Linked DNA regions of Mus musculus: region 2 is linked to region 1. Evidence: chromatin contacts called from ENCODE POLR2A ChIA-PET data. All regions are on one chromosome and are shown on one strand. The core of a region is the stretch at or near the end of the contact, and the rest is flanking DNA. Distances in the headings are between cores, read along the strand shown.

What was found. ChIA-PET counts read pairs that join two places held with the same protein, here RNA polymerase II (POLR2A).
Region 2: POLR2A ChIA-PET joins it to region 1 with 20 read pairs in embryonic stem cell. The contact joins the promoter of Canx here to the promoter of Sqstm1 in region 1. POLR2A ChIA-PET finds 5 or more read pairs at or near these places in 4 of 5 experiments (Patski and embryonic stem cell).

What each region holds. Positions count from the first base shown.
Region 1 is chr11:50,208,788-50,212,722 of GRCm38, reverse strand. It overlaps Sqstm1 (sequestosome 1), which reads left to right and starts at 1,903. Exons shown (of 8, transcript NM_011018.3): 1 at 1,903-2,170. The coding sequence starts at 1,966.
Region 2 is chr11:50,323,850-50,327,535 of GRCm38, reverse strand. Canx (calnexin) reads left to right here and starts at 1,863. Exons shown (of 15, transcript NM_007597.3): 1 at 1,863-2,043. It overlaps Gm46280 (a long non-coding RNA gene), which reads right to left and starts at 1,784. Exons shown (of 2, transcript XR_001780205.2): 1 at 1,484-1,784; 2 at 380-663.

The sequences.
Region 1 (3,935 bases), core at 654-3,153:
CCATTGCTGAGTTTTCCTAAAATTACAGATTTTTCTGCTCTCACAAAACCAATTCTGAGAGAGGTCCAGGGAAGACATGATAACTGGGAGAGGGGCCCTAGGAAGCTGGTGTGGAGACCCTGCCTCAGGGAGACGACTTGAGCTCCAATTCTGCCCTGCATGTCTTCTCCCATGACTTTGACTCAGCAGGTCTAGTCCTATGGAAAGGACCATACCTAGAAGGCCTTACAGGGTGACACCCTTCTCAGCCTCTAGCCTTCCCAGGACTGGGTTCCTGCTAAGAGCTCATTTTACTTTATTCATTTAATTTGTGGTTTGTTTTTATTTTTCCCTGAGACAGGGTTGCTCTGTGTAGCCCTGGCTGTCCTGGAACTCACTCTGTAGACCAGGCTGGCCTTGAACTCAGAAATCCACCTGCCTCTGCCTCCCAAGTTCTGGGGTTAAAGGCATGTGCCACCACTGCCCTGCTTAATTTGTTTTTTTTTTGAGAGTAGGACTTGCTATGCAAGCCTGGCCGAGCCTTGAATTAGAATTCCTCTTGACTCAGCTTCCCAAGGGCTGGGGTTACAGATGTGTGTCATCATGCTAGCTAACAGGTCACTCTGGCCACAGAAAGCAGCATTTCCTGGTTTTGGCGTTTGTATTGGGGGTTGAACCTAAGATGTAACACATACTAGGCAGGTGCTCTGTCACTGAGCTATATCCCTATGCACCAAATTCCCATTAATGATATCTCCCGGGTATATCCCTACTAAGCTAAATCCTCATGACCTGTATCCCTACTAAGCTAAATCTCTATAAGCTGTATCCCTACTAAGCTAAATCTCCTGTATCCTTACTAAACTGTATAGCCAGATTCTTTATTCCCGCCCCCCAGCACCCAGACTTTTTTTCTTTCTTAGAAGCCTCATGCAGCCAAGGCTGGCTTTGAACTCTGGAACCTCTGACCTCCCAAGTACTAGGATCACTTTCTATTTTGAAACAGTTTCACCAAGTTGCTCAAGCAGAATATCTTGAACTTGGTCTTTTCCTGCCTCAGCACCTCAAACAGCTGGAATAACCAACCTGTGGCACAGGACTGGCTATAGCTTGTATTTTGGTTCCTAGATGGAGGGCAGGTGGTCTGATCCCTTTGTGCTTTGAAGCCACTAAGGCCTGAGATACATGTACCTTCCGAGAGAGAGAGAGAGAGAAAGAGAGAGAGAGAGAGAGAGAGAGAGAGAGAGAGAATATGAATGTGTGTGTATGTGTGTGTGTGTCTGGGCTGCAGTGAGGAATCTCTGGTTGCAATGAACAGGTTGTGACTACTGCTGCCTCTGGAGCCCTGGCTACCCCTCTTACAGGGTGGGTTTGTGAGAAGTCACCAGTGCTTGTCCAACACCTCTCAACCTGATCTTTGTTAAATTGGGTGAGGCCTAAGATGGTGGGTGATGTTCCTTTATTCAGTGAGGGGCTGGTCATGGTGGATGCCTGGAAGGGGGTGGGAGTGGGGGCTACTACCGGGGACACTATGTTTAGGAGGGTCGGAATAGCATCCTGTGAGACAGCCTGTTTGGCTAAAAGAATGGCTACCTGACAGTAGACATCTGTGTCCTCCTAGCTTCTGGGCCGTACATCCCCCCTGGCTTGGGGACGACACTGCTGAGTCATAGGCAGGCCCAAGCCTGGGAGGTACCTAGGCTCGATACTTACGGGTCCTTTTCCCAACGACTTGAGGCTGAGGCTGGTCTCTTGTGGTCACCCATGTATTCGGTGGGAAAGAAAAGAGTAGGCAGTGGGGTCGTCTCGACCCCGTACCTTTCAAGGGTCCCATCAAGGGGGCTCCAGCGGCCGCCCCAGCCTAGGGGAGGGGCGGGGCTCATAGAGGCTCCGCCCCCACGAGGCGGGGCTCCCCCGTTTTCTATAAAAGCTGGGCTCTCGGCGCCGCCGCTGCCCAGCTGTTTCGTCCGTACCTAGACCGCGGTTATGGCGTCGTTCACGGTGAAGGCCTATCTTCTGGGCAAGGAGGAGGCGACCCGCGAGATCCGCCGCTTCAGCTTCTGCTTCAGCCCGGAGCCGGAGGCGGAAGCCCAAGCCGCGGCCGGCCCGGGGCCCTGCGAGAGGCTGCTGAGCCGAGTGGCTGTGCTGTTCCCCACGCTGAGGCCTGGCGGCTTCCAGGCGCACTACCGCGGTGAGGGCCTGGGGCGGGGAAGCCAACCTCCCCCGCCAGGGAGTAGTAGGTCTGGGCGAGGACGAGGCGGCGTGTCCTCTGGCTCCCCGCGGGGACAGGGTGGTCAGGCGGCCGCTCAGGTTACATCTAACATCCAGCGGTTCGCTTGCTCCCCGTAACGCCCGGTGGTGGGTTCAGTTAAAGCCCCGGAAGACCTGGGACCAGGCAGACGTGGAGGAGGGGTGGAGAGGAGTGACGCGGATAAATAAGCAGCGGGGGCGGGGTGGGGCAGCCCGTGGGAAGGGAGGTAGGGGACCCCGGAACTAGCTCAGTCTCTTGCGTTGGAGTGGCTGGTGGCTGCATGGGGTGGAGCTAGAGGTTGTTGACAAGAGACGAGTGGACAAGACCCTCCCTGTGGGAGGGAATGGTTTTGCGATCTCTATGGAGGACTGTGGGTAGGCCAGGTTGGTTGGTCAGTCTCTCTCTTTTCTGAAATAAAGCCACGTAGCCTGATTGGCCTGGAATTCACGAGTGGTTTAGGCCGTCCTCAATCACTCCAATCCTCTTGTCTCAATTTTCTAGTGCAGGAATCACAGGGACTACTGGACAGAAAATTTTCAGTGTAACTGCGTTATAACCTAGGACCTGTGCAATTCACCCAGTAAAAGTGTATAACGATTATTCTTTCGTATTAGCAGAGACAGGTCTTACTATATGGCCGGGATGGCCTGTATCTCTAAATTGTCCTTCTGAGTCATCTTTGTGCTAGGCATCCAGTCCAGGGCTTCATGCATGTTAGGCCCTCGAGCAACTGAGCTACCTCCCCAGCTCCTTGCATTTAAAAAAAAAAAATGAGTTGTATAACTATTTTCACATTCGGCTTAGAATCTCTTCATTGTTTTATAAATTTTATTTATATATTACATAAAAATTATATAACAATTATTGTAATAATTATTATTTTATTATATAATTTTTTTCCTGTTTGTCATCTTGTATCCTTTCCAGTTCCAGGCAATGGCTGGTCTACTTTAGTATTCATTTTACTATTAGGAATTAGAACACATTAAAATGGCTTTTTTTTTTTTTTTTGGTTGCTTTTTCAAGACAGGGTTTCTCTAGGTAGCTTTGGCTGGTCTGTAGACCAGGCTGGCACAGTGAATCTTTGTTCATTCACTTATTAATATGTCTAAGGCCCATTTGTATTACAGCTCTCACTAGTACATCTTCCCCCCTCCAGTACTGGGAATTGAACCTAGGGCTTTGCATATGCTAGTCAAGGGCTCTATTTCTGTACATGGGCAGTATTTAATTTCTTTTTGTGTATGAAGAATAGTCTTCTTTGAATATGTCATGTTTAATTTATCTGGTCTGTAGTTTATGGACACTGTTTCTTTTGAGGCAATCTCTCTCATCTCCCTTATGGTAGCTGTTGCTAAATGGTTGCTCAGAGGCTCAGTCCAGCCTGCAGGTGTGTGGTTTTGGCCTGTATAAGGTTTTTGTACTGTATCAGGTTTTATACAGACTATTTGTACTGACATAGAAGCATATGGCTGTGATCCCAGTTATTGTGAGCTAACAAAATGAAGCCAGATGGGTTTGAGAAATCGCTCAATGGTTAAAGCCTTGGCTGCTCTTCTAGAGGACCCAAGTTCTGTCCCTAGCACTCATCACAGCTGCAGGTCCTGGAGACCCAACACCTCTTCTGGCCTTTGTGGCACACACATACACTTAAGTGTGTGTGTGTGTGATGTGTACATACAATATTAAAAAAACAAAACAAAAC
Region 2 (3,686 bases), core at 614-3,113, 110 kb before region 1:
AAGTAGGATCAAATCAAGTAAGAGAGATTGGGGATGAAGACATTGAGAAAGAATTAAGACTTAGAGACTGATGTCTAACCACTTATATTTTTGCTGACTGTTCAACACCAAGCTTCTAGAAAATTTTAGATAAGTAATAACTTGTGTTGGATGAATAAGCTATCTCTGATAAATAAGGCTCATCAATTCCTGAAGGTCTACTCAGGTTAACACTAACTGACTTGAAGGTATATGCCTAGTCTCTTTGTATTTGCTAACTTTGTTAAGGTTTAGCTGTTTGGATAAACTGAAACATAAAAGAAACTTGTAATATTCTATAATGACACACCATGAACAGACCAGAAGACTGACGTTCCCAGTCTCTTTGTGGACAGTATAGTTTAGAGCCATCATGTCCTCATTTTTATTAAAATTTCACATTTATTAATGTATGTATGTGAATTTGTATAGAGGTCAGAGTACAATTCAATCTCTTCTTTCACCACGTTGAGTTCTGGGAATTAAATTCAGGCCATCAGGTTTGGTGGCAAGTGTCCTTACCTGCTGAGCCATCTCCATTGCTCCCAAAACATTTTTAGTATATGGATCCCCCAAATACCTGAGAGTCACTTTTTTGCTCTTCTGTACAATTTTCTCATCTCAAGAACTTCCTTCCAACTCCACCTACAGAAAATTTGCATATCTATGAGGTCCAGTTCAAGTCTTTGTCAGTTTAGACAGAAAAGTTCTGCCTCAACTCCTCTACTCCTTCAGTACTGACATATTTTAACACCTCTCTGCAGAAGTCGATTTTTTGGCTTTCTTAAATTCAAGGCCATCTTGGGTAACACAAGCCAGAACTCAACCTAAGTAAATTTAGAATTTTTTTTTAAATTATGTGTACTGCCTGTGCCAAGCTGGCTTCAAATTTTCATTTTGAACATGCTCTTTATAAGGCAAATAAGGAAAGCAATTTCTCTTCTTTAAAATTAGGGAGAGAGAATTGGCGGTTACTAAATTGACCCAAACATCAAATCCTTACTGCCTTTCTCTTGGGGTGGCAGGAACAAAGCTCGTTTCACATGTAGAAAAACCTGCTGTTTCTTTCCACATTATTCAAAGCTTTGGGTCACCAAATACAACCCGAGGCGATCAGGATTCTCAAGGATCTAGCCAAATCCTTAGCCACTTCAATCTTACAGCGTTATCAGCATATTGAAAAACGAGTGGGTTATGAAAAGGCTATTTTAAATCTGCACATGGCATCACCCTTTTCCTCAACTCTGTCGCTTAGGTATGTCTGATTTTAACGACTAAAATCAGGAAACAGCACGGGCACATGGGAAAGTGACTCCATGTGGCTTGATTGTGAATCTAGGTAGTGTTTTGTTAGGTAAAGAGGTCTCAGGCTCCTGAGCTCAGGGCGATGACTCCGCAGGAAAGGCGGTGTCTGCTACCCAGAGGGATTTCACTCACTGCGCAAGCACACCGCCCGACCTCTCACCATTTGTGATGAAGGCCATAGGTCCCAGGCGGGGTTGGGACAGAGTTCCTAACTCAATGGGTCGGAAAGCCGTCTTCTGGATGTCCAACACACCCGCCCTGAGGGACTAGGGCGACCCACGCGAGAACGCGTGCCAGATCCGTCCGCCCTCCGCGGCGCGCGCCCGCCCGTTTGGTGACGGCCCGCCTTCCTCCTTCATACCCAATCAGCAACCACTTCCTGCCTCGCTATTGACCAATCACCACGCTCCACGAAGAATAGCCCTAGGGGGCGTATGGGAAGGCGCTTCGAGCGATGGCTGTATCTACCAATAAATTCTTAGATCTTGCGCAAAGGGGCGGGATCTGACGTTCGTTTTAGCCACTCAGGAACGAGGGGCGGACGCGGGGTTGGGCTTCGTGCGGTGGGGCTCGCTCGCGCGGCGGCCGTAGCCGAGGCCTCTTAGTTCTGCGGCACGTGACGGTCGGGCCGCCTCTGCCGCTGTCTCCACTGCAGCACGGGGCCGGGTGTGCGGGTGGGAGAAGGTGAGGGAGCCGCCAGTGGTCCCCGGGAGGCTCGAGGTGAGACGGGAAGCGTGTGCGGGGATCTCAGGCCCGGGACGAGCCTTGGGGGACTGGGCGAGCGGCGCCGTGGCGGAGGGGGTCGGGCGTGGCTGTAGGCTCGACGACTGAGGGGTCGGGCGGGCTTTCGAATGGCGCAGGCCTGGGCGGACGCGCAGGGCAGTGAGGAGAGCGGCCGGGTTAGAGAGGCTAGCCTGGGCAGCGCCGCCGGGGTCGGGAGGCGTGGCAGGTGTCCTGGGGTTTCCCTTGACCTCTGAGAAAGCTAACAACTTCCTACGGCTTTGCTTCTAGAGCTTTCTTAGGCCCTGGCCAGGCCCACCCAGAGGTGGGCTGAGTAATCCGGTACAGGTGTGGTATTAGAATTCGGCCTAGTAGGTAGCCCAAATAGCAGGGAAAGGTGAAGTAAATCCAGAGATAAGCGTTACAGATTAGAAAATAACTTGCCCAAAGGGAAGACTGGACCATAGCATCCTGATGAGGGAGTAGAATGTACTAGAACGTGTACCGCTTGAGAAACTTAAGGCTTAACTATTAAAGCACCTGCCTATTCGGTGGTGGATAGATAGTAATCCAGTGTGGGTGTTCACAGGACCTTAAGAGCAGGAGATACAAGCGAAAGTTCAGTTAGTGAGGGGAGGAAACTGAGGCCTAGAAGTTTGAAATGACTGGCCCAAGGTCATACAGGTAGTTCTAGTCATCCAGTTGGGATTGTAACTGAGCACTAGACCGTTTGGGTTAAAAGTCCTGGTTCAAGCACCTAACTGCAATTAATCGGGGGAGTGGGAATTTGGGAGATTTTTTTTTTCTACTTTAGGGCTCAGTCCCCAGGAGTAGACAGAATGACTGATGGGCCTTGTATTGAATTCCGAGGGAATGGGAATGAGAAATTGGATGTGTAGTAAAGGTTCAGTGGGTAGGAATCGAACTGGCTTCTTGAAATCCGAATGCCTTGGTCATTACACTGATACACTAATGTTTATATTGAAGGCCTGTGTGCCAAGACCTGAGGACACATTGATGACACTTTGTGTATTAACTGCTGGTCATGACACTAGTGATTGCATTGCTAGTTGTGTGAAGTTAAACCAAACTGAATACTAAAAGCTTGGCAAAGTTGAGCTACAGTCTCTTTACCCTTCAGAAATGGAAGAATCTGCCTGTTTTTTAAAAATAATTTGCCCTCCCACCCCTTTAAAGGGGGACAAGTTGGGTTACCTTAAAAATCTTTGTATATTTTCCAGTAACCTTTGAAAGGGCATGAACAGAATCAATTCTCATGTTGTACTTATACTGTAATTAAGCTTACAGGCCAGGCAGGGGTACACTACAGGTGAGCCAGGCCCTGAAGAACTGTATATAGTAGTGAGCCATTCACAATAGGAGTTTACCGAACTGTCTGTGAATGGGTGTCACCTCCTTGCTATCTTAACTCAACAGTGCAATTAACTCCTTAATCTTTCAAGAGCCACAAGGCATGTGCATCTTGACAACACACCTTGCATCCTTGTCCTGCAGAGGTCACTTGCCCAGTAAGAGAACTTTGAGGGAGTAGAGTGGCAGTTGCTAAGAATAACTGCAGAAGACTGTCCAGCATGATAACTTTAATTCCTATCCTTTAAAAATGGGAATGAAAGAAAGAAAGA